3 separate regions of the Homo sapiens genome follow, and all the other regions are linked to region 1. The links are chromatin loops, found by intact Hi-C in ENCODE. Cell type or tissue: endothelial cell of umbilical vein. All regions are shown on one strand. Region 1 overlaps MACROD2 (mono-ADP ribosylhydrolase 2). Region 2 overlaps MACROD2 (mono-ADP ribosylhydrolase 2). Region 3 overlaps MACROD2 (mono-ADP ribosylhydrolase 2).

What was found. Peaks named below come from ENCODE experiments on the same cell type or tissue, not always from the same donor. Only the 100,000 strongest peaks of a DNase experiment are listed, where the experiment ranks them.
Region 2: a loop joins it to region 1, with 7 times the contacts of the local background. A loop is called at or near these places in 3 of 110 quality-filtered maps.
Region 3: it touches region 1 in a loop (3-fold over the local background); 2 of 110 quality-filtered maps call a loop at or near these places.

What each region holds. Positions count from the first base shown.
Region 1 is chr20:14,980,415-14,988,414 of GRCh38, reverse strand. All of the region lies in intron 5 of MACROD2 (mono-ADP ribosylhydrolase 2), which reads right to left. Among named protein-coding and RNA genes, the nearest start is that of MACROD2-AS1, 55 kb to the right of the region's middle. In endothelial cell of umbilical vein, no CTCF peak of the experiment used is centred here; DNase peaks (open chromatin) are centred at 2,094 and 3,014; H3K27ac peaks cover 2,292 bases.
Region 2 is chr20:14,915,783-14,923,782 of GRCh38, reverse strand. All of the region lies in intron 5 of MACROD2 (mono-ADP ribosylhydrolase 2), which reads right to left. The region is part of intron 1 of MACROD2-AS1 (MACROD2 antisense RNA 1); the gene reads left to right. Among named protein-coding and RNA genes, the nearest start is that of MACROD2-AS1, 9.7 kb to the left of the region's middle. RefSeq lists an enhancer at 3,493-4,342. In endothelial cell of umbilical vein, no CTCF peak of the experiment used is centred here; DNase peaks (open chromatin) are centred at 1,032 and 4,032.
Region 3 is chr20:15,233,605-15,241,604 of GRCh38, reverse strand. The region is part of intron 6 of MACROD2 (mono-ADP ribosylhydrolase 2); the gene reads right to left. Among named protein-coding and RNA genes, the nearest start is that of MACROD2-AS1, 310 kb to the right of the region's middle. In endothelial cell of umbilical vein, a CTCF peak has its summit at 4,639 (motif pointing right); a DNase peak (open chromatin) is centred at 4,634.

The DNA of each region.
Region 1 (8,000 bases):
GGCAAGGAGGGATGGACTTGATATTGATATTTATAAAGCCTTTTTTTTTTTTTTTTTTTGACAGAGTCTCATTCTCTGGCTGGAGTACAGTGGCACAATCTCTACTCACTGTAGCCTCTGCCTCCCAGGTAAAAGCAATTCTTCTGCCTCAACCTCCCGAGTAGTTGAAATTATAGGTGTACGCCACCTCGCCCTGCTAGTTTTTGTATTTTTTGTAGAGACGGGATTTCGCCATGTTGCCCAGGCTCATCTCGAACTCCTGACCTCAGGTGATCTGCCCGCCTCGACCTCCCAAAGTGCTGGGATTACAGGCATGAGCCACCGTGCCTGACCTGTATATAGCCTTACTCTTAGAAAGTATTCATTAAGATCTTCCACATTAACCAAAATCGTCCAATTTCCAAGCACAGAGGACACAGAAGCCACTTCCTGAAAACAGGCTGAGGAGAAAATTCTCTCCTAGATCCAGAGCTTCACTCTGAAGACTTCTTTCTCCTTGAATTCAGGCAAGCAATGAACTGATTTCTGAAACTTCTGTTCATGAGATTTCTTATATATATATATATCTTAAGTCCTGACATATGAATGAATCTTAATGAAAGCGTTCTGAAGACCTCTATAACATGGCATCCCAAGGAGAATCTAGCACATATCATTCATAGAATATATATTCAATACATATTGGACAAGCTGTTGAAACTAGAAAATTGCACAAAAACTATGAAATGTGTCTACAGAGTAAAGTAATTTTTTGTTCCTTTATAACATATTCCACAGCATCATCTCCTTTAGAAATAGTCATTTTAGAGCCTGGAATATATTCAACAGGATCTACTCCGCTCAGTGTACTTTCAAAAATCACTTCAGACCTTGTAACTTATTCTTAAAAGCCTCTGGATTTGTGACTTTAAAATACTGTACATTAAACACACACTTGATTTTTCTGAACAGTCTGGTAGAATTCTGAGCCAAGTCGAGTGAAAAAAGGTATGTGAACAAGTTGTTTAATAACAACGGCGGCAACAATCCCAGTAATAATAGTAACACATTTTGAATGCTTACTAGTTGCCTGGAATTGTGTTAACCGCTTTATCCATAATCCTCAGAGAGGCCCCATAAGGTAGATTTTACTATCATACCATTCCAGAAATAAGTAAGCTGTGGCTCTAGGAGGTTAAACAAATTGCCACAAATCAATTGTTAGATTTGTGACTCAAAAATACTTACTTTTAACAGCTAGAAATACTGCTACTACTAGGGGTTAAAAATGACATGGGACCATAAAAAGAAATGAAATTAACTTTTTTCCTATGGCATTTAAATAGGCCCTAAGACAATTCCAAAGCTCTTTGGAAAATGGTAGTTTCAGGGGAATGGAACATTTAACTGCCTGAGGTTAAGGATGCCACTCCTCATTTGTATGCAGGAGTTCTGGGCAAGTGTGTCAAACACTCAGTCCATTGCAATATATAGCTGTACCGCCTAGAGGACTTAGGGTCCCAAAATGAACTCCGTGCCAAATCGTACTTCACATATTTGCAGTCATACTTTTTTTGCCTTTGCCTTTGAACAAGGATTGATCCTATGTGGTCTCCTAAGATTCTGAGGAGGTGACGGGGAGAGAAGGCGAACCTGAAACATCCGGCAGAGACAATTTTGCCAGGGTGAGCCCTGATCACTCTCCTCCCCCATCGCCCACTACCTATTAAGGCAAATTATCTTTTAGCTGATTTATGTTTATGTTTTCAGGCTCACAGTAAGATTTTTTAACGTCTTTTTCTGCTTTCAAAAGTTTATCAGAGCTTTTTCATAAATACCTAAGGTGAGGAATCATTTGTGGAACAGATCTGCTTATTTACCTAAACTTTAGCCTTTTCTGCTAACAAGACTTAAAGAGTTCCAGCACTTAGGACGGTATCTAAGTGATTTGGCTAATATGTGATTTGAATGTTTTGGGAAGATAAAGTCTATAACTAAGAGATTGCCTAATAATGGATCTGCAGGAACTGAAGGTCATTTCCCACAAAAATGTGCAGCCACCGGGAACCTTAGGTGAGGCATATTACGCTCAACTGTGTCAGACACTTGGTTATTCATTAACTTTAATGGGGGTCATAAAGAAATGCCTGAGGAAACAGGAAATGCTCATTTTCAGATAACATTGCAGTCACTCCCTTATTTCTTCCTGAAATCAAAACCAAAAAAGAATTTTTGCTTAACCTTTATTTAAACAAGCAACCAGGAGAGAACAACCATTCAGACTGGGCCAGGTGCCATGTCTTCAATGGCCCAGGAATAACCCAACAGCTGTTTCTATGCCAACTATGATGTCTGTGTCCACTGAGGAACAACTTCCTTGTCAAGGTAAAATCCAAAGGTTATTTTCAATCTTCAGACTAAAATCAAAGGCCATGGGGTGTGACCACTCCCAAATATGTTGCACTACAACCTCTGAGTTTTTAATAATTGGTATTTCTGCAGGGCAAGGTGGCTCACACCTGTAATCCCAGCACTTTGGAAGGACCAGGTGAAAAGATTGTTTGAGGCCAGGAGTTTGAGACCATTCTGGCCAACCTAGTGAGACTTCCCTTCCTTCCCTGCCCCCGACCCTGGCCCCATATCTCTAAAAAATAAAAAATAAAAATAAGAATAATAAAAATAAATCATTGGCATTTCTTAGCTAAGAAAGAACTAAACTCATTTATCATCCTCAAAAAAAAAAAAAAAAAGAATAAGAGAATACAGCTAAGATTTCAAACTACCCTCATTAAGTCACCAATGTCTACTCCATTAGCTGGAAGCACTTGTTAATCCATCTTGCCAACAGCTGAGCCCTGACAAGTTTCCTTTGGAAGGTTAGCCTTTTATGAGTAGCCCTGATAAGGAGTCCACTGCTGTTGGGACCTAAAAGGCTTGTCAAGTGGATGCAGAGCTTCCTCTACACACCCCACTGCTTGAATCAAAGGGAGGCCAATGGACAGAAGAGACAAATGATCACTCCACTAGAAATAACAGAGTTGGTTATTAGTCAAAGTGAACTTCCTTCCTGTACACACCAGTAGTGAAAACATCTATAGGGAATTTGGAAGGGCATCATGGTGAAGAATGTAGTTCAAGAGGCAAAGTTCAGGACCAGTGTTTGCTTTGGCATCCTGGGGCAAAAACGTTACTGAATGAACTAAGTCAGGAGCTCAAAATGCAATTGAGTGAAGTGTCATAGGTTAGCTAATGCCAGACAAGTGGTGGCTGTCTTGGGAGTTTTGAAATTACATCAGTGTGAATTCCTAAGAAATCCCTCCTAGGTCTGGAATATGCTTGATTCCTTCCACCCCTTAGAAGAGTGCAGTGATGCATGACACTTCTCCAACTTTGTCTCAGAATGGCCGTGTGAAGTACGTAAGGTCACACTGTTTTCTCATTTAAAGGTGACTTGCTAACTCCCAGAGACAAGGGAAGGACAGCAGAACCTTGAACTGCACTTCTTTGTCACTTTTATCTGGCTTTGTTATAGACACAATCTGATAAAACCAAAAGCCTGAGAGGTGGAGTGGAGCAGGGTGAGCAGAGTACAAACCCAGCATGAGATGTTCCTCTACTCTATTTGTTCCTCAGACGAGATGCCCCCAACCCTCTCCCCAACACAGTCCCCACAGATCTCTGACTTCAGTGCTTCATTCTTATTTTCTTGATGTGTTATTCTCAAATTACAGCTATGTTTCCCCAATCCACAATTCCTCTTCCCTAGTTTTTTACTTTCCTTCAAATCCATCAGACCTGTGCTAATTACTTACTACTATTTATTAGATGCCATTGACAACTTGCCCACCCCTGTTCGTCTAGCAGTTTCTTTAATCTAGATGTAATGTAAACTGTTATTTTTCTCATTAAACTAAAGTAGCAGCTGATTACAAGTTACCAATAAAAGGAAAGGAAAAAAGAGCAAGGGGAGCATCCGCCCACAGAGGTAACTGACTAAGCACATCCTGACTATTCCGGATATTCTTGCTTTGGTGAAATCTGCATTTTAGTAAACAAACAGAAAAAAAATTAACCAACCAACAAACAAACAAAAACCTATTGCCTTTTGTCACTAATCCTGCTACTACTAGTTCTCCGCCCAAGAACATCCCAGGGGCCATCTTAAAAACCTCATTGTACTCTCCTACCTACAAACTCCAGAATTATAACCAATATGAAATTAGATTAAATTAATCTTTAAGGCAGCTCTAAAGCTGAAAGGAGTAAAATCAAAATCATGTGCTGGAGGGAGAAAAAAGCAAACCAATCACAGCTTATCAGAGGAGTGGGCTATTGTACTTAAGTAGGTATTCAGAGTTTCCAGCCCTTTGAAGCAGCAGCCAACTTCTACCCTGGTTCTAACCTTAATAGCAGGAGGGAGTCCCCCTGAACCAAGTCTAGGCTATGAGCTTCACCTTAGCAATCAGATTGGCTTCTGCACGTCAAAGGTACTAGTCTATTCCAATGACTGACATGAATTCTACATTTCAAAAGTCATATTTCCCGAACAAAGGCTTCATTACTACTGACAGACTACCATTCATATTACCAGTATCATTACTACTTACCATTATTGGAGGACCTTTATTTATTTAAAACACACAAGTGTAGGCATGCACACACACACATATTAGCATGCTGTATTAGTCCACTTTAACACTTGATAAAGACATACCCGAGACTGGGCAATTTACAAAAGAAAGGGGTTTATTGAACTTACAGTTCCATGTTGGTGGGGAGGCCTCACAATCATGGTGGAAGGTGAAAGGCACATCTCACACGGTGACAGACAAGAGAAGAGAGCTTGTGCAGGGAAACTCCCATTTTTAAAGCCATCAGATCTCCTAAGACTTATTCCCTATCACGAGAACAGCATAGGAAAGACCCGCCCCCATGATTCAATTACCTCCCACCAGGTCCCTCCCACAACATATGGAAATTTAAGATGAGATTTGGGTGGGGACACAGAGACAAACCATATCACTCTGCCCCTGGCCCTTCCCAATTCTCATGTCCTCACATTTCAAAACCAATCATGCCTTCCCTACACTCCCCCAAAGTCTTAACTCATTTCCGCATTAACCCAAAAGTCCACAGTCCAAAGTCTCAACTGAGACAAGGCAAGTCCCTTCTGCCTATGAGCCTGTAAAATCAAAAGCAAGTTAGTTATTTCCTAGATACAATGGGGGTACAGGCATTAGGTAAATATGGCTGATCCAAATGGGAGAAATTGGCCAAAACAAAGGGGTTACAGGGCCCATGCAAGTCTGAAATCCAGCAGGGCAGTCAAATCTTAAAACTCCAAAATGATCTCCTTTGACTCCATATGTCACATCCAGGTAACACTGATGCTAGAGGTGGGTTCCCATAGTCTGGGGTAGCTCCACCCCTGTGGCTTTGCAGGGTACAGCCTCCCTCCCGGCTGCCTTCACAGGCTGGCATTGAGTGTCTGCAGATTTTCCAGGCACATGGTACAAGCTGTCAGTGGATCTACCATTCTGGGGTCTGGAGGATAGTGATCCTCTTCTCACAGCTCCACTAGGCAGTACTCCAGTAGGGACTCTGTGTGGGGGCTCCCACCCCACACTGCCCAATGCACTGCCCTAGGAGAGGTTCTCTGTGAGGACCCCACCCCTAAAGCAAACTTCTGCCTGAGCATCCAGACATTTCTATACATCTTCTGAAATCTAGTTGGAGGTTCCCAAACCTCAGTTCTTGACTTCTGTGCACTCACAAGGCTCAACACCATGTGGAAGCTGCCAAGGCTTGAGGTTTGCACCCTCTGAGGCCATGGCCCAAGCTCTGCGTTGGCCCCTTTCAGCCACAGCTGGAGTGGCTGGGATGTAGGGCACCAAGTCCCTAGGCTGCACACAGCATGGTGACCCTTGGTGTGGCCCATTAAACCATTTTTTCCTCCTGTGCCTCCAGGCCTGTGATGGGAGGGACTGCCACAAAGGTCTCTGACATGCCCTGGAGACATTTTCCCCATTGTCTTGGTGATTAACATTCAGCTCCTCATTACTTATGCAAATTTCTGCAGCCAGCTTGAATTTCTCCTCAGAAAATGGAATTTTCTCTTCTACTGCACTGTTAGGCTGCAAATTTTCCAAATTTTATGTTCCATTTCCCTTCTGAAACTGAATGCATTTAAGAGTACCCAAGTCACCTCTTGAATGTTTTGCTGCTTAGAAATTTCTTCCACCAGATACCCTAAATCATCTCTCTCAAGTTCAAAGTCCCACAGATCTCTAGGGCAGGGACAAAATACTGCCAGTCTCTTTCCTAAAACATAACAAGAGTCACCTTTGCTCCAGTTCCCAACAAGTTCCTCCTCTCTATTTGAGACCACCACAGCCTGGACCTTATTGTTCATATCACTATCAGCATTTTTGTCAAAGTCATTCAACAAGTCTCTAGGAAGTTCAAAACTTTCCCACATTTCCCTGTCTTCTTATGAGCTCTCTAAACTGTTCCAACCTCTGCCTGTAACCCAGTTACAAAGTCACTTCCAAATTTTCAGGTATCTTTTCAGCAACACCCTACTCTACTGGTACCAGTTTACTGCATTAGTCCATTTTCACACTGCTGATAAAGACATAACCGAGATTGGGCAATTTACAAAAGAAAGAGGTTTATTGGATTTACAGTTCCATGTGGCTGGGGAGGCCTCACAATCATGGTGGAAGGTGAAAGGCACATCTCATATGGTGGCAGACAAGAGAAGACAGCTTGTGCAGGGAAAATTCCATTTTTAAAGCCACCAGATCTCGCAAGACTTATTCACTATCACAAGAACAACACAGGAAAGATCTGCCCCCATGATTCAATTACCTCCCACTGGGTCTCTCCCACAACAGGTGGGAATTTAAAATGAGATTTGAGTGGGGACACGGCCAAATCATATAACATGCACACACCGACACACACACAGACACACACACACATATATATATATATATATATACATATACATATATACACACACACGTATGATTGGAATTACAGTAAGGCTTTTCCAAAGGAGTGAGGTTTAAGCTAAAATGAAGGAAAAGTGAAACTTACCCAGGTGAATGGAAAAGAGGAAGAACATTCCAGGCAGTGGGGATGGCATTTGCAAAAGCTGGGAACAGGGATTTAATGTGTCCAAGGGTTTGTTTAATATTGCTAAGGAAGTGAATAAAGGACCTTTCAGAGTTAGCTGAATATACTAGCTATGTCACCTCAGTGTAGGACCTTGAACGCGATGATGGGGATCCTTGTTTTTTTCCTAAAAGCTATAAGAAATGGGGGCATTCCCCCAAACTCTTAAGTTAGGTGGGACACACACACACACATACACACATGCACACACACACACACACACACACACACACACTTCTTTTTGTAAAGGATCCTTCTGGCTGCACTCTGGATGAGAGAGGAGAAGAACTCAAGGAGCTAAGGAGGGGCCTACTGGGAGGCTTCTGCCCTAGCCTGGAAGAGAGAAAGAATGGTGGCTTAGATTAAAGGCAGCAAGGAAAAAGTGAATTAGAAGAAGAGGGATTAGGAGGTACAATAGACATGATTTGCTGAAGACCTGATTATCCTGGGTAAGTGAGAGAACCAAGAAAACACCTGGATTCCTAGCTAGGTGCTAAACTTGATGCTTTATACTACCATGGTCAATAAAAATGGCAACCAGTTACTGAGTATCCACCAAGGTAAAGAATAATGTAGTGTCACAAATAGGGTCACTAGAGCAAAACACCATGAGAGCTTAAATGCTGGCCTTAATGATTAGTAGTATTTCACTTGGCCAATTACATAAGTTGTCATTGTTTCTGTTTCTTCATTTACAAAATGAGAATAATGATTATATCCACCTGTAGGGCGTGTCTTAGTCTGTTTTCTGTTGTTTGTAATGGAATACCTGAAACTGAGAAATTTACAAAGACAAGGAATTTATTTCTTACAGTTACAGAGTCTGAGAAGGTTGAGGGGTT
Region 2 (8,000 bases), 65 kb after region 1:
CGCCAGCCTAGGAAACCCTGAGGCACAAGGCCTATAATTAAGAGTGGCCCTGGAGGCCCGTGCCGTCACCTATCTTAGATATTTCAACAAGGTAGACCACTGGAGTAAGTATGCAAGGAAAAGAAAAAGTACATTGCTTGAACTCACACCATGATATTTTGAAGGTAGCACTAACAAGATTTTCTCTAAGAGACTTTATAGAGAAAGTAAGAGAAACAGGGTAGTCAAGGAGATCACCGAAAATTTTGGCTTGAACTGCGGAAGAATAGAGTTGCTGTGACCTAAGAGGCAGGAAACTACAGAAGGTGTGCATGTATTTTTTGAAAGTAAGTGTTGTGATAAATTAGAAAGTCAGTTTTGGAGATGACACATTTTAGATGTTTACTAGAAATCCAAGTGGAGATACTGAGTAGGCAGCAGAATGTACAAGTTGGAAATTCAGCAGACAAGTCTGGGCTGGAGATACAAATTTGTAATTGATCAGTATACAAAGCCCGGAATCTAGCTGAGATAAGCAAGGATGATTGTTGATAGGTAAGGAGTTCAAGGACTGAACTTTAGGGCTCTTCAGTAATGAGTGGGGAGTGACACAACTGGGAACCAGCAAAAGAGATTGGGAAGAAACAGCCAGCGAGGTTGGAGGAATTCAAGTGAAGAAATTGTTTCATGTGGGAGGAGCGATCAACTGTGTCTGGAGAGAATTGACCGCTGGCAATTGAGAATGATGCACCCTGCTCTAACAATGCTGAAGAAAAGCTTTTAATCTCCAGCTCCTAACTCTGACTCAAAAGCAACAGCCTTTGTAGAAATATCCTGCTTATATTTGTAACACTTAGGAAGTAAGTTATTTTACTTTGATTGTATTGAAATTCTATTGATAATTCACATTTTAAAATAATGTTCCTGAACCATATGCTCAAAATGCCCCTAGGCTTTTAAAATCCCTACCAAATGAGGAAATTACTCAATAAAAGGAAATTATCTCACTGACTGTGTTATTAGATATGTAGTTCAGTGATTTTCTGGAAAGACAGATTGCATGGCCCAGATGGATAATTTTCTTAGTCTGGTACCATCCACATTGATAAAAATCAGTTCCAGTCACTGTATATCAACATTCGCCTTTCCTTGTGGATACCAGTGCCTTGTCAAGGGCTTCGGTAAAGCTGTAGATTCAATGGACATACTGCACCTTTAAAAGGTTAAGATCCAAAAAAGTTAATGAATCAAATTTCTGTCCAGCAGTATATTTTAGCAGCATCCAGAATCAGATAAGGGCAGACACCACTGTTTTTTAGATGTAACAATAAAATAATTTGGAATATAAAAGCAAACTTTCTGAGTTCTAGAATATTCTTTGCCTTGAATATTAGAAGTCCTACTTAGAAATGCTTGTCTAAATTAGGGGTGGTTAAGAAGCCATGTAACCGTTGCATTCTAATCACCTTATGAATACCTAGGTAGCTAAAAACAGATACATACAAAAAAAAGCAGGAAAAAACTATACATCTAAAGACAGAAGATCTTGGGGAAAAGTTGAAAAGCAAATAGACCTAGACTATGTATAAAGCACCTTTCTTTGACAAAACACAAAAACAGTTAAAATGCAGGTATCTTCAATATTATAAACTGAGAAACCAGAAATAGAAAAGATTAGGAAAGATGGGAGATTTGTTTAATGTCACCGGGTCATCATAGAAATTGCTAGAATTTAGAACCCAGTTCTTCCCAACTCCAAGTTGAGCATTTCCAACAAGGCTATCCTGCAATCAGAAAATAATTAGAAGAACTACTCCTTTAGATGCTAAAAGAGACTTGGTTAGAGAATCTGATGCAATTTGGTCTTCTTAAATGATACATTTGCAATATCAGACACCTTTACAAACTCTGCACACAATGATTGTACATTCACAGGAAATCCAATTTGTAGTGCACATTACATGCTAATATGGAAATGTTTGAGTAAATAATTTCTTCATTGGACTATTTTATGAGTCACTCTGCTAGACCTATTGGCATTCTGTCAGCTCCATTCTGGTTACAATATACCAAACAATTATCCCTGACACTAAATATATCTTAGCCTTTAATGGCAAAGCCCCAGCCTGCAAAATATTCTGGATATGCTATTTATGCTGCCATTTGCAAATAGCATATATCCTAACAGCTGGGCCAGCTGGGCAGACATCACAGCATCTGGAGCAGAAATTAGCCTTTAGGTATGCAATGACTAACAAAGACGCCAAGGCAAAGAAGGATAAGTGTTAACAGTTTCATGCTTTTATATACATGACAATTATGCTTAGCAAAATGGCTCAAATGTATCCAAAACTCTCTATTCTTGAGAATTTTCAAAACCAATCTTAAATTTTTCTGGATCAATAAGAATTAGTTTAAATTGTGCTTGTCTCAGGCAAAGACGGCTATAAATCAATCTCCTCCTAAATGTACATGAGCAGTTTAAATTACATCACATGCCATGGCCAACAAGTGTTGGATGCCAAATCTAAATAGAGTAGATGTAATTTTCACTAGATTGGAATATGTAATACAGAAATGGATTTTTAAAATGTCATGGGAAATAACTGCATTGCCCATAATGTCGATATGCTCCCCAAACACCCAATACACAGATCCAATAGACTGGTAATACACATCACAGCACAGAGTTGATTCACCAGTGTTTTTTAATTCTATACATTATGTAAAAATGGTTGTGGTTTAAAGGGATGACTGGCTATATTCTTCAAAAATTGGATTCCATATTTCATGTTTATTGTCACCAAAGTTGTGGAACATATCTAGGTTTTTTTGCCCTTAATTCCTTAAACATTTTGAAGAGTTAAGGATTGTTTGAAGTTAAATTATTATTTTTAAACCTAAAGACCAAGTGACTTTCCTAATGTGAATGTGTGGAGGAACCTCAATTAAATATTCTACCATAAATGAACAAAGTGATTTCCCCACTTTCCAGTTACACATAACCCTTCTATTTTTATTAATCTCATTCATTACACTGCAGCTTTATTCCAGAGAAAATTCAAGGATTAGAAGAAATGGTAGCAATATTAAATAAACTTAATATCACCTTTATTGCACATAGCTATGATAACATGCTTAAGGTCTATACTAGAAGGTAACTCTTCACCTGTACACTTTATATAAATCATGAATACCTCAGATATATCTATAAATACCTTGAAAAAGTTCTGTCTTCAATAATTTATTCTAAAAAGAAGAAAAAATTAAATGAGAGCGCAAAGAAATCACACTTCAAACCTGAGAACATTTTTAACGAAATTAAAATAAACAATACATAATAGATTTCCAACGTATCTGGTTAAAGGGTATTCAGAAAGGAACACCCTCTGGCCTATTTACATTTAGGAAACATTAGATAAGATCAGATTTACCAGGGAACATCTCTGTTTTAGATTTGGAATGCCTCTGTAACAATTTTACCCAACTATTACCTTGTTGAGCCCTGGTTATTCACACAAGGAAAGTTAAAGACAGGGCATGTATTTTCAAGCCTGGGGCAAAAGAAAGTTGAGCACATCACAAAGAAGGAAAACTATCTGGTTTTCTAAGAGAGCTGCCAACTCCTTCTCTATCCCAGTACCAGTAGTTACTGAGAGGAACCAGGCGCGGGTTAACTCAAAAGGGAATTAATTCATATACTTTATCTCAGCAAGGGGAAGAGGTTTCTGCAGGGCTGCCGGCTGTTTGAGATGCAGAGAAATCACGATGCAATGTCAGCCTGCAGCGATCCCAGGTGTGCTCACCTGCTGGGGGCAGGGTGGGAGGAGCTAGATTCAGCAGGCTCTGGAAGTCTGGAAGCTGACTAGAATGATTGCTCATAGGAGTTGCTTTGATTTCCTCTAGGAAAGGGAGGTAAAGGAGGGGCTAATGGGGCCACGGCAGGTGGAGCCTTGAAATGGTTTCTATTTATTTCTCCTGACTCTTGTTATTTTGCTTCATCATTCATTGACGTTTCTTCCTCCCTATCTGGTTTAATTTAGGGCCGGTGTTTGTTTGTTTTTGTTGTTCAACTTGATTTCCTGGAAGACTGACAAAGAGTCTAAAGAATGTGAGTGCCTGCTTTGAATTAAGCCCACTGAGTCAAATTACTGATTGCAAAGGCAGCAGTTAGGAACAAGCAGATTTTGATTCAAGTTAGAAAGAGGCACTCATGGTTCCAAAGCAGTACAAGGAACAAAGAGAACACGGCCCTGTTCCTGGTTGCTTGCAAGAAGGCAGGAATAAATTGCTTGCTTGTTTAACTGCTTTTCAAAGTAGCAGATAGATTGTTTTTGGTAGTTAAATGTGGTTATGAAAGGTTGAACAATTAGAGTCATTTTCATAATCAGCAATTGCTGTTGCTGAAATTAGAGAGAAAAGTAAGTGATAAATAAAGGGAAAACATGTCTGGCAGGAAGCATTATTCAATCATAAGCTATCCCAAATGGTTAAAAATGTAGCTTATATTACACTCCTGTGAATTTACAACAACATGGAGGAGAGAACTAGGCCACTCAATTTCACAGTTCCAGGAGAAAACGAAGCTCTTTCTGGAACTTTTACTTTCCCAGCAATGTGTTTGTGATGCATTCCAGATGGACAAGCCTTGAAAAGTGACGGTATCCATCTATTTGTGAGAATGAACACAGAGAGAGTGAGAGTTTTCACATCCTTGTCTTCCTCAAATATAAACACCGCAAAACACAAATGAATCCTCTTAATCCAATTTGGGAGGACTCCTTAGGACAAAAGGCTTTATCAGTTATCATCAAAGCATTCAGTTTAATTCTTCTTCCCTTGAGTCTCAGGGGGTTGGGGGAGAGAGTAGTTGATGAAATAAAAGTAAAATAGAGCTAAAGACAGTTCTTTAAATGAAGACATACATACAGCTGATTGTTTAATGTATGGGTAACACAAGACTGAAACACATCAGTGATATGTTGTGAGTTCAATTAAAATATAAAAAGATTTTGACAAATTGGAAACATGATCTAAATCTAATAGTATGACCTTCAGTGAAAATAAATGTTAGGACTTGAATTTGGTTTCAGAAATGCGTAAGTGTGGGATAGAGGAGACATTGTTTAGCAGGAGCTGGTAATGAAATCTCATTTGCTAATAAACTCCAGAAAAAAAAAAAAAAACAAAAAAAACACAGTGTCACAAAAAGGGCTAATGTGATATGATTGCAGATGACTTTAGAGGAATACATTTACTAAATAAAGCAGTAACAATTCTACCCTGTGCCAGCTGACCTACATGCAAACCATGGCATATGCCTACTCTCCTATCCAATGTGAGAGGAATCCTTCTAGCCAAGGCCAATCCCTCCTCCGGTTGCCTGGATGGTACCTTACCTTCTTTCTAAGCAACCTCTCTCTAGCAGCTACTTCCTATCTCTTCTGGATCATTAACTTCTGCCTCTTCTCTGGTCCCTTCTTATCAGCATTTGATCACACTCAAGTCTTTCTCATCATGAAAAACCTTTTCTAGTCCAGTTGCTCATGCCTGTAATCCCAGCACTTTGGGAGGCCGAGGCAGGTGGATTGCTTGAACCCAGGAGTTTGAGACCAGCCTGGGCAACATAGCAAAAACCCATCCCTACAAAAATAATACAAAAATTAACTGGGGATGGTGGTGTGTGCCTGTAGTTCCACCTACTCGTGAGGCTGAGATGGGAGGATCACCTGAACCTGGGGTGGTCGAGGCTAAAGTGAGCCAAGATTGCACCATTGCACTCCAGCCTGGGCAACAGAGCGAGAGCCTGTCTCAAAAACAAAAACAAAACAAAATCCTTCCGTATACCGCATTACCCTTGTGACCACAAACCTCTCCTTTTTGCTGCTGAATTCCTACACAGTTACTCTCTTCCCTCCTTTACCTGTCTGTCATCTTCATCCTAGTGAAATTTGACTTTCGCCCCCACTGCTTCCCTGGAATGGCTCTTCATTAAATCACCAACTAAAGGACAACAACCAGCCCTTATCTTTTTTAGTCACTGAGTAGCTTTAGATGCAATTGACCAGTCTTTCTTGAATTTTTTTCTTCTTTTGGGTTTCGTGGATGTCTGTCCTGGTTCTCCTCCATGATGAGCTTCCTATTCTCAATGTTATTGCTGTTTGTTGTCCTGTATTTGTTGTAGTCGGTGTGTTTTGGAGGTTTGTCTTCCTCTGCCCATTCTATGTGTTGGTCTTCCATAGGCTTCCCGGTGAGCTTCCACAACACAGTTCTCTCATAGACAGGTGGAGGGAGTTCCCTGGATGGAAATCAAAGGCCAAGTGCCTGCACTATCATGGAGTCCTCCCTGCATTGCTTCATAGGGGATGCCCACCAAGAAGGCAATAAGGAGGAACCATAGAACTTCTTCCTATGGGACCCACAATGGAACAATCAGCTGCCTTCACACAGCAGTGGTTTCAAAGAGTTAACAATATTGAAGACTTTTAAGAAAATTCCCCATAAGGAAACATTTTGAGCTTAAATACATGGAAGAATAGAGACCCGATGTCACACAAAAGCTAACCTCAGGCCTCCGCTGGGAGGGGTTCTGGAGAGAATCTAGGATGCACAATGGAGGGTGGAGTAAAATGCTGCCACGGAAATGCAAAACCATCTGAGCAGGGATGGAAGCAATAAGCCCCCTGGGTCACCCAGGAAAGGACAGGAGACTTGGCAGGACACTCCACCCCGAGGAAGAAAAGGGGCAGGCATTACTTCCCTTCCTTAATAGGAATGGCACCATTTGTTATTTGGCATGTAGTATGTGCCACAGAGAGTTAAGTTTGCATGACCAATCAAGGTGCCTATTTTTCCCCCATTATCTCTCTTCCTTGGAAATAAAATTTCTAAATTTTTGCTGGGCTGACAGTGGTCCATGAAAAAGATATATTTTTTTCCATTCTCCGCTGAGGTTCAGTATGGCCATGTGCCTACATCTGGAATTTAACTAGAGGCAGGGAATACGGGAATTATACTTACATGGAAAAGATTTGCCCTTCTAAATCGCTTCCTCCTGATTAAGATGCTTTCAAATGCACAGAAAAGTTGAGAGAATTATATAACAAACATGCATACACCCACATCTCTCCTTACAATTGCTAACACTTTGCTGCCTTTGTTTTATGACATATTTATCATCTATGCACTCACATATCTATTTTATTTTTTATCCATTTCAACATTGCAGATATAAATCACTTTGCTCCTGAAGTTATCTTGTTTTATATGTTTCCAACAAGCACATGAGGCAGATATGATCATTTCTATTTCACAAACAAGTAAGCAGAGGGCCAGATGTCTAAGTAACTAGCTGAGGTCCCACTGATAGTAACTGGCAGAGCCTGGATTTTTCGCCCAAGTTTTTGTTTTTAACCTATGAATTTCCCATCCCTTCAACCCCACCCCTACCCTCACCGTACCCTGTAGAATTTCTGAGGCTTTAGGGGTATAAAGCCCTTTAATTTTGTCAGGACTTGTATTCTAGAGGGAGTGTAAAAGGAAAGTTCTAATGGCTCAGTTCAGCTCCCCAAATGGGAAGGAGGGCAGAACTCTGACGGAGTTGGGAATTAACAGCTCTGCGTTTCATGATGCTGCCTTTGGTGCTTTTCTGCATTCTCTGCTGGGAGAGTAAAGTGGGCACCATAGGATGAGGAGCCTCAGCAGAGAAAAGAAATGGTATTTTGCATTTTCACTGCAAACATTTCTCTGTGAGAATAAACAATGCCATTAAATGGGGCACCCATTTCCCTGTGAGTAATTTAAAATAAGTCCGAAATTGAGAATGGACAGCTCTTTTTTTCCCTTTCTGAAAATAAATGCTTAGAAATGAGACCTGTTTACCATAGGTCTGCAGACTTACACACTTTGCCAAACCTCCATCAGATGCACACAATTTCTGAAGCTGCTCCTTCATCAAGAATGATGACTCGCAGCTACCTTAATGTCACAGCTTGGAAGCTCCCAAAGCAATTGGTTTAGTA
Region 3 (8,000 bases), 250 kb before region 1:
AAACATGATCTTCAGTAATACAGGCCTGGTTACATAGTTGTCTGTTTGTATGGATGTATGTTAACTGAGGGTTATATTATTACTATTTCATAGAATTGCCACTTGCTGGATCTCTACTCAGTTCTATCACCTTCTTAGCTTTTTAAAGATTCAGAAATCACAAAAATAAGAAAAAAATGCAATGGTAATGAGATAATTGCCCAAGAATGTAATAATAATGAATGTCACAGCATCTAGAAATGATGTGAAACCATCTATTAACAATAATGAAAACTGCTATCAGTAGAATGTAAGCTCCACAAGGGCAGCTATATCTCAAGTACTTTGACCAGTGATTGAAACATAATAGTTGCTTAAAACATATCTGTCAGGTAAATTATTTTTAATAAGCTATGTAATCTACTGAGAACTTTACAAATATTCCTTCTTTATAGCCTCACAATAATCCTAGGAAGTACATACTGTTATAATCTATCATTCTCTTTTATATATTTAAACATTTAAGTTTGCTTTGTTACGGAAAATTTCAAACATACACAAACAGAGAGAATAGTATAATGAATGCCTGCATACTCACTGCATTAATCAGCTCTGGATGCCATACAAAATACCATAGGCCAGGAGGCTTAAACAACAGGAATTTATTATTTCTCACAGTTCTGGAGGTTGGAAAGAACAAGAACAAGGTTCTGGACAATTCTGTTCCCCTGTGAGGGCTCTCTTCCTGTCTTTCAGAAGGCTGCCTTCTAGCTGTATCCTTGAGAAGCCAAGAGTCAGGGGAAGCAAGGCCTCTGGTGTCTCTTATTATCACAGCAGTAATTCCATCTTCAGGGCCCCATCCTTATCAACTCATTTAAGTCTAATCACCTCCCAAAGGTCCCATCTCTATATACCATCACATTGGGGGTTAGAGATTTAATGTATGAATTTTGATGGGACACAATTCAGTCCATACATAGAACCTGCCCATCACCCAGTTAAAATGATTAGTTACTGATATATGTTATCCCATTTTCCTTTTTCTTCTTCTTCTTTTCTTTTTAGACTGGGTATCTGGGTCTCACTCTGTCACTGAGGCTGTAGTGCAGTGGTGCGATCATAACTAACTCGTGGGCTCAAATGATCCTTCTGTCTCAGCCTCCTGAGTAGCTGGGACTCTAGGTGTGCACCACCACACCTAGCTGTCATCCCATCTTATAAAAAGTGTAATATGCTTGCTGTATTATTTGAGAATATTCAATTCTTCTATAGAAGAAAATAAAAACAAATGGGATATATAACTCGTGTTAAGTGTTGATAATAACTAAGCGAGCAGATTTTGAGATATAGGCAGGATTCATAGAATTGTGTTAAATGCAGTACTAAGTAACCTCTAAGACATGCTATATGATAAAAAGGATGGAACAAACAAGACTGTCATTTCAAAATGGAAAAGAATGGTAAGAACAGGTCAGAAGCATGAATCATGTCACCTCTAGAGTGACAGCAATGTTATCCTCAAATTATCCTCCCATTGGTGATACTCATTATAGTCTCATTTGGCCTTACATCTTCTCTGACAGAAATGGAGGTAAACCCCCCTGCTGTTCACCAATGAACTGATGAGATACCGGCCAGGCCCACTTGCCCCTGTCTTTCTGATAGAGCAAGTGTGTGTAGTGGGCCCCAGGCACTCACCATCTGCCATGCTCCCTTGTTCAAACCTCAACTATGGTCCTCATAACCACATCACCATTGAGAGGGTAGAGATGGTAAAGAGAGCATTCAAACACAGCATAACCAGAAAATGAGGTTCTTCCACACATTTGTCACCTAGTCTAAGTGTGTTAACCTATTTCTTTCTTTCTCCTGGCTTCTTTCTCCTTGAGTCAATGTGAGTCATGCCTCTTAATTTGGTCTATAAGCTTTTCTGTTGTGCATCCTCCGGGATAGCTTACCTGCTAGTATACTGGGAGCAGGGAAATTTTCAGAACATGGGCTCAGAAGAGATGGAGAGACTGCACTAAAGTTACTCGTATGGGCTGAAATCTAGGTGTTTAATATACTGCTGAACTTAATTCATAATTATAAATTCAAACTATACCACTTTGATAAGACATCCAGGAAAGCAAATATTTCACTTTGCACAGTTTTGAAGGGTATGTGTTTGTGTGTGTATAAAATAAACAAACAAAAATAGCTAAAGTGCAGCTTGAACCCAATCTGTGACATGTTTTCCATTAAAAAAAATCCTCTTTGCAACTCCATTGAATTGTACATAAACAAGTCAAGAAAGCTTTCTTTCCACTGACAGATTTGTTTTTATTTTAAATTTTTTATTGTTTTTACTTGTTCTTTCTCCTTTGGTTTCTGAGTTCAACACCTTAAGAATAGCTTAGATTCCATACATTGCAATTGCTCTCCAAAAAAAAAAAAAAAAATCTGAACATTTGCAAGAAAAAATGTTTGGTTTAAAGCCATTGCCTTTGCTCTATACTATTAACCCTCTAGATATATGCCAAAATTGCCCAATTGTTCAAACCTAATGTCAGGCTTGGGACTCTGTGGTCCGTGTCTTCAATTGACTATTTCCTCATGATACAGTGATCTAATAACTGCCGCTCAGGTCAGGGAAAAATAAAGCACTCAAGATGAAAGCTTGCATTGCAAATCTCTTTACTGTTTCTATACAAATTTCACTGTAATATACTCTCTTTGACAGTGTGCTAGGCCAGTATTTCCTCTGGAAGACACTGTTGTAGAAACCAATAATGATTTTCCTGAGAATGTTCCCTAGCCTGATAAAAGAACAGAAAATAATTATGTTGACAAATCCAGCCAAATTGAGATGTTTTATACTTTCATTTTAAACATAGTTTTCTTGGTCTTGCTAGTAGACTTACATCTGCAGAATATACAAGTGACTAAAAATAATTCTTTCAAATTGTAGATGAAATAAAGCAAAAAGTTTCAGACACTCTTACAAAAAGAATTGATCACGGTCCTAAAGTAAGATTTTTGAAGGAAATATATGACAATATATTTCCCAAATCATTGAAAGAACACATAATTTGAAAGAAACTTTATATTAGAATAAAATCAAAGGTAGACTCCTGCTTAAATTGCTCACCTCTAATATGTGTCTTCTGATTGATGGACAACTTTACATGCATTCAACCTTGGGTGGCCAACTCTTCCGTAATTTGCATGATGAATCAAAGGTTAGGATTATGAGATCTTGAAAAAACTTTAACTAAGGTGACACAACACGTGATATTGTTTTTCTATTAGCTAAGCATTACATTCACTTTCATAAGACCATGTATTCTATAGGATATAAGGCCAGTCACATCAATTACCATTTTTATGACATCTATATCACACTATGCTTAAAGAAGCAGATAATTTGGATGCCTAACTTTAAGAATAAAAATCTTTGAGCAACCTGTGTTTAGCATATTCAATGTAGCTTTGCTCTATTAGAAACTCTGTTTAACTTAAACCAATGCTCTCAATTCTATCAGGCTCAGCAAACCCTTTTATAACAAATATTTTGTAAAGTCCCCTTGCTATGCAGAAATGACATTTATCAATATTAACACTCATCTGCACACATGAAACAGGCATCAGTGCCCCACCCATATCTGCCCAGTTCTCATCATTCTAGCACATGCCCATCCACAGCATCTTCTAGCAAATACCCTTGCTGTCACTCTCTGCCTGAGCTTTTTCCTTCTGCCTGCCCAAGCGGGCAGATAAGAAATGCTGGGAAGTTAATGACCCAGGAGCAGTCCTCAGCCAGCTGATGAAGGGGGAAAGATAAAAAAAAAAAATAGTCCAGCTTTTCTCCTCCCTCAGATGGGACCACTTCTAGGCATGTTCTACATGGTTGCTGAGAGCTCCCCAGCAAGACAGAGCCCCACTTGTCCACACTGCCAACTTATAACACTCCCACTCCTCCTGGCTGCTTTTTCTTCCCTTCCTCACATCCCCACTCCTCTGCGCTGTTCCCTGTCATCACCTCCTATAGAAAGCACGTGCACACAACACCTTGGCTCAGGGTCTGTTCCCAAGGGAAGCCAAATGAAAACAACACATCAATTTAAAAAAAATCAATAGAGTGCCATAAGTGTGATATGAAAATGATTTAAAATGAAAGTATTTATAGTAAAATTCTATTTTCAACATGTAAAGACAAGGGCATGAATACACTAGAACACGCAATGAAGAAGGAAGATGTTTGCTTCACTACGTAGAATCACTACAAAAAAAATTCTCTAAATGTGGACTCAACCAGGTGTGAAAAACTCTCCTGCTGCTTGGGCATGGCCATCTGTAGCATAATTTTCTCAGGCACTCTTGGTAAAGTTCTAAGCAAACTAAGTACAAGCTTCCTTTAATTTTCATGATAGTCCAGGATACAGTGAAAAAGAGAGAGAGGCTTTGTTTTGATGTATCTTGGTGTTTATAAACAGGTTTTCACTTATATGACTGTCTGGCAAAACGTTAAAACATTGTGTGGGAGGAGGGACAGTTTTCCCATGTGGGCTTGGCCAGACCACATGTCACAACATCCCTGTCCCTGCCCACAAAATGCTTGTGGCACTCCCTAGTTGTTGTCACTGCCCAAAACCACCCTCACAAAATGGTCCCTAGAGGGCAGTGCTACACCCACTGAGAACCACTGGTTTAGACAAAAAAAGGCACATAATAATGGAGGAAAGAAAAAGGAACTTCACAGTGGCTTAGGCCACTAGATTTAGACTACCTCAGTTTAAATCCCACCTCAACTTTTTGTTCAAGGTAAGACCTTAATTCACTTGAGCTAAGACCAGTAGTGTTACAGGTCCAACCTACAGATGGCAGGTTAGTGTAATAGCCCACAGAATGCATGGAGTTACGGTCGTCAACATAATGCTTAGCTAGTGGAGAAACAGAATCACGATATGCATCACCTTGGTTTTGGCTCATATCCTTGGATGAGGAATTGAGCCACAGGGAAGGCAGTTTCCTTCTGGTGCATATTCCTCATCTCTAAGATGGAAGAAATCACATTTTCTAACTCAGGATTGTTTTGAGAATTAATGACTAAAACACAGTGCCTGGCACCAAGTGGGAGTTCAGAAACATTTGCTATTCTTATTACTATATTTCATGGCTCAATGATTGATCTCATTCACCCCTCTAACTCAAATCATCTCTCTGGTGTGGCCACCAGAAGACACAAATTGTGCAGGATCTGTCAATGTGGGTTTGGTTGTATAACTATCTGTTTCCAAGGCACAGCCTGTGAATTTACTATCATTCCATGCCCGCCCTCCTCCTCGACTCTGCTGCCTGTCCTGTCACTTGTCACTCCCAGTAACAATAACCTGTGTACCTCTGTGCCCTCTGAGGAGATCTTACGAAACGTGAATGTAGGGGAAAAGAAGAAAGGAAAAGTCTTGAGTTAGCTTTTTCCCACACTGGCTAAATCAAAGTAACAGTGGCAGCAAGTTAGAGAATTTGAAAAATAAATGAGATGATGTATAGGAATACACTGCTGTAAACTGTAGAGTGATGCACAAATGCAAAAGTGCCTTTGTTCTTGTTACTTATTAATAGTATTGTTAGTCACACAGCTGTTAGAAACCCAACCAGGGAAGACATAGAGACTTGGTATTACCCTTTATAAATGAGAAAATGAGACAGGTGAGAACCAAGACTAGATATTGCCTAAAAGGAAACTGGAAAAGATCAAATTGACAGCCCTGTAGAAGAGGGTTCTTGGAGATGAAGAGTTGTCTGGGAAATGGTGACATCAAGTTAGGCAGAGGAGCAGAGGTACCAAATGAAAGGGTCAGCTTTTTAAGGCTGCAGACGTGTTCTTGAATAGAGAACTGCATTGATTGATGTGGCCTGTAATGGAAACTCAGATAATGAAATAAAACCAACATTTAAGAATTTCAGGCTGAGAACTCATTGCCATGGCAACCCTCTCAGAAGGGAACTTGTATAAGAAAATAAGATTCACTTGACTACGCCTTAAAATGAAAACCTACACTACAGTGGAACAACTAAATGCAGAATTCCAAAATTGCTTGATTGCCACAATGCCTAGAGGTAGTACTGAATTTGCAGGCCCATCATCTTTCCCATTGGAAGCTCTTGCTTCTCAAGATCTATGACTCAAGGAAGGAACATCAGTTAGCTCTGAGGGATCCCTATTGAAGTTGGGTGGTTCCTACTAACAAAAATTTACAATGTTTTTTCATTCAAAAAAATCATCTAGCATGATGCTTGTGGAAATCACAGGTAGCATACACCACTTAAACAAACATACAAGTTTTAGTCTGCCCATAATCACATAAAATCACTAAATTCCTATGTCAATTAGTATTTATTTTCATGGGAAAATAATTTTTAACCTAAGTAAAATCTGGCTTATATGCAGATTATGTTTTTTTCAAAATAAAACATCTACTCTATTACACGTTGTCATTCAAAGAATGTCAGACAGGGTGCATTGTATTTCATCAGTGAAAATAGTTTTCTCAAATACCTAATATGATTGACAAATATAAATCTATGCCTTTTAACTGGTGCTAGAAGAAGAAATTGCTGTGATACTTTTTGTATGACATGGATTAGTTTTTTAAAAATGAACATGATGTTAAAAGAAGGGAAACAGAAGTCAGGATAAACACATAAAAATCATTACAAAATATTTCTGTGCTCACAAACAAAAAGAATAAAGACAGCATGATATATAAGAAAATATCTATGTATCCTCTCCATCAGTGCGTGGTGATATTGGATACAAAATTAGGCATTTTCATTTTCCAGCCCTGGCTCAATAGAAATTTTTCTTTCTTGTCTTCACCCCTACGCTCACCCCGAGATTTCACCAAGATTTTCACCAATATACACGATTTCTGTTAGTATGTTTTAGATATATATAGCCAAGGATATCATGTATATGTGTAGTTTTCATTGTTTCAGGATATACTGTTGTTCTAGAAATCAACATAATTTAGATGCTTGATTTCACTGGTCTGACTATGCATTCCTCAGGTCATATGCATTAGACTTCTGGGATTCAACCTGGGTCTTTTTTCTTTTTTGACAGCTATATCTTTGTCTTTCCCAAGGTTTTACAGAGAAAATCTGTAGGCTCCCTGGTCTTCTTTTAAAGTTTTCTTTTATTCCCACTCCAATTTCCAGTTTGTACTGCTAATTATCCTCTTCATGGTGCCTTAAATTTTGCCTATCTTGCAATCAACAATCTCAAGGTTGTCAAGAATATATATATATAGGCCGGGCGCGGTGGCTCACGCTTGTAATCCCAGCACTTTGGGAGGCCGAGGCGGGCGGATCACGAGGTCAGGAGATCGAGACCATCCTGGCTAACACGGTGAAACCCCGTCTCTACTAAAAATACAAAAAAATTAGCCGGGCGTGGTAGCGGGCGCCTGTAGTCCCAGCTACTCGGGAGGCTGAGGCAGGAGAATGGCGTGAACCTGGGAGGCGGAGCTTGCAGTGAGCCGAGATTGCGCCACTGCACTCCCACCTGGGCCACAGAGCGAGACTCCGTCTCAAAAAAAAAAAAAAAAAAAAAAAAAAAAAAAAAAAAAGAATATATATATATATATATATATATATAAATAAATATATATAAAAATAAATTTTTTGGATCCAAGGGTAACTCATGGTTAAATAAAAATAACTGACTTTAATATTTGGAATAAGGAATAATATTTGGAAGAAATAAACTTGCACAGACTAGGTCTAGGAGGCATGAAAGATTGGTCATATTTTTTCAATTGAAACGATTTACGGTAAGATTAGAAGGAGAATCAGGATTAAAATCTTACATTTAAATATTTCCTGATATTAAGCACTAAATCATCATTCATAAAAGAAATGCCATCGTAAAATGAGCCATTTGATTTGTTGATTAATTTATCTTTTTCCTTTACCACCTAAAGCAAATGTGGATAGGTATGAAAAAACAGCTGTTACAAACAATGCATGGAGAACAG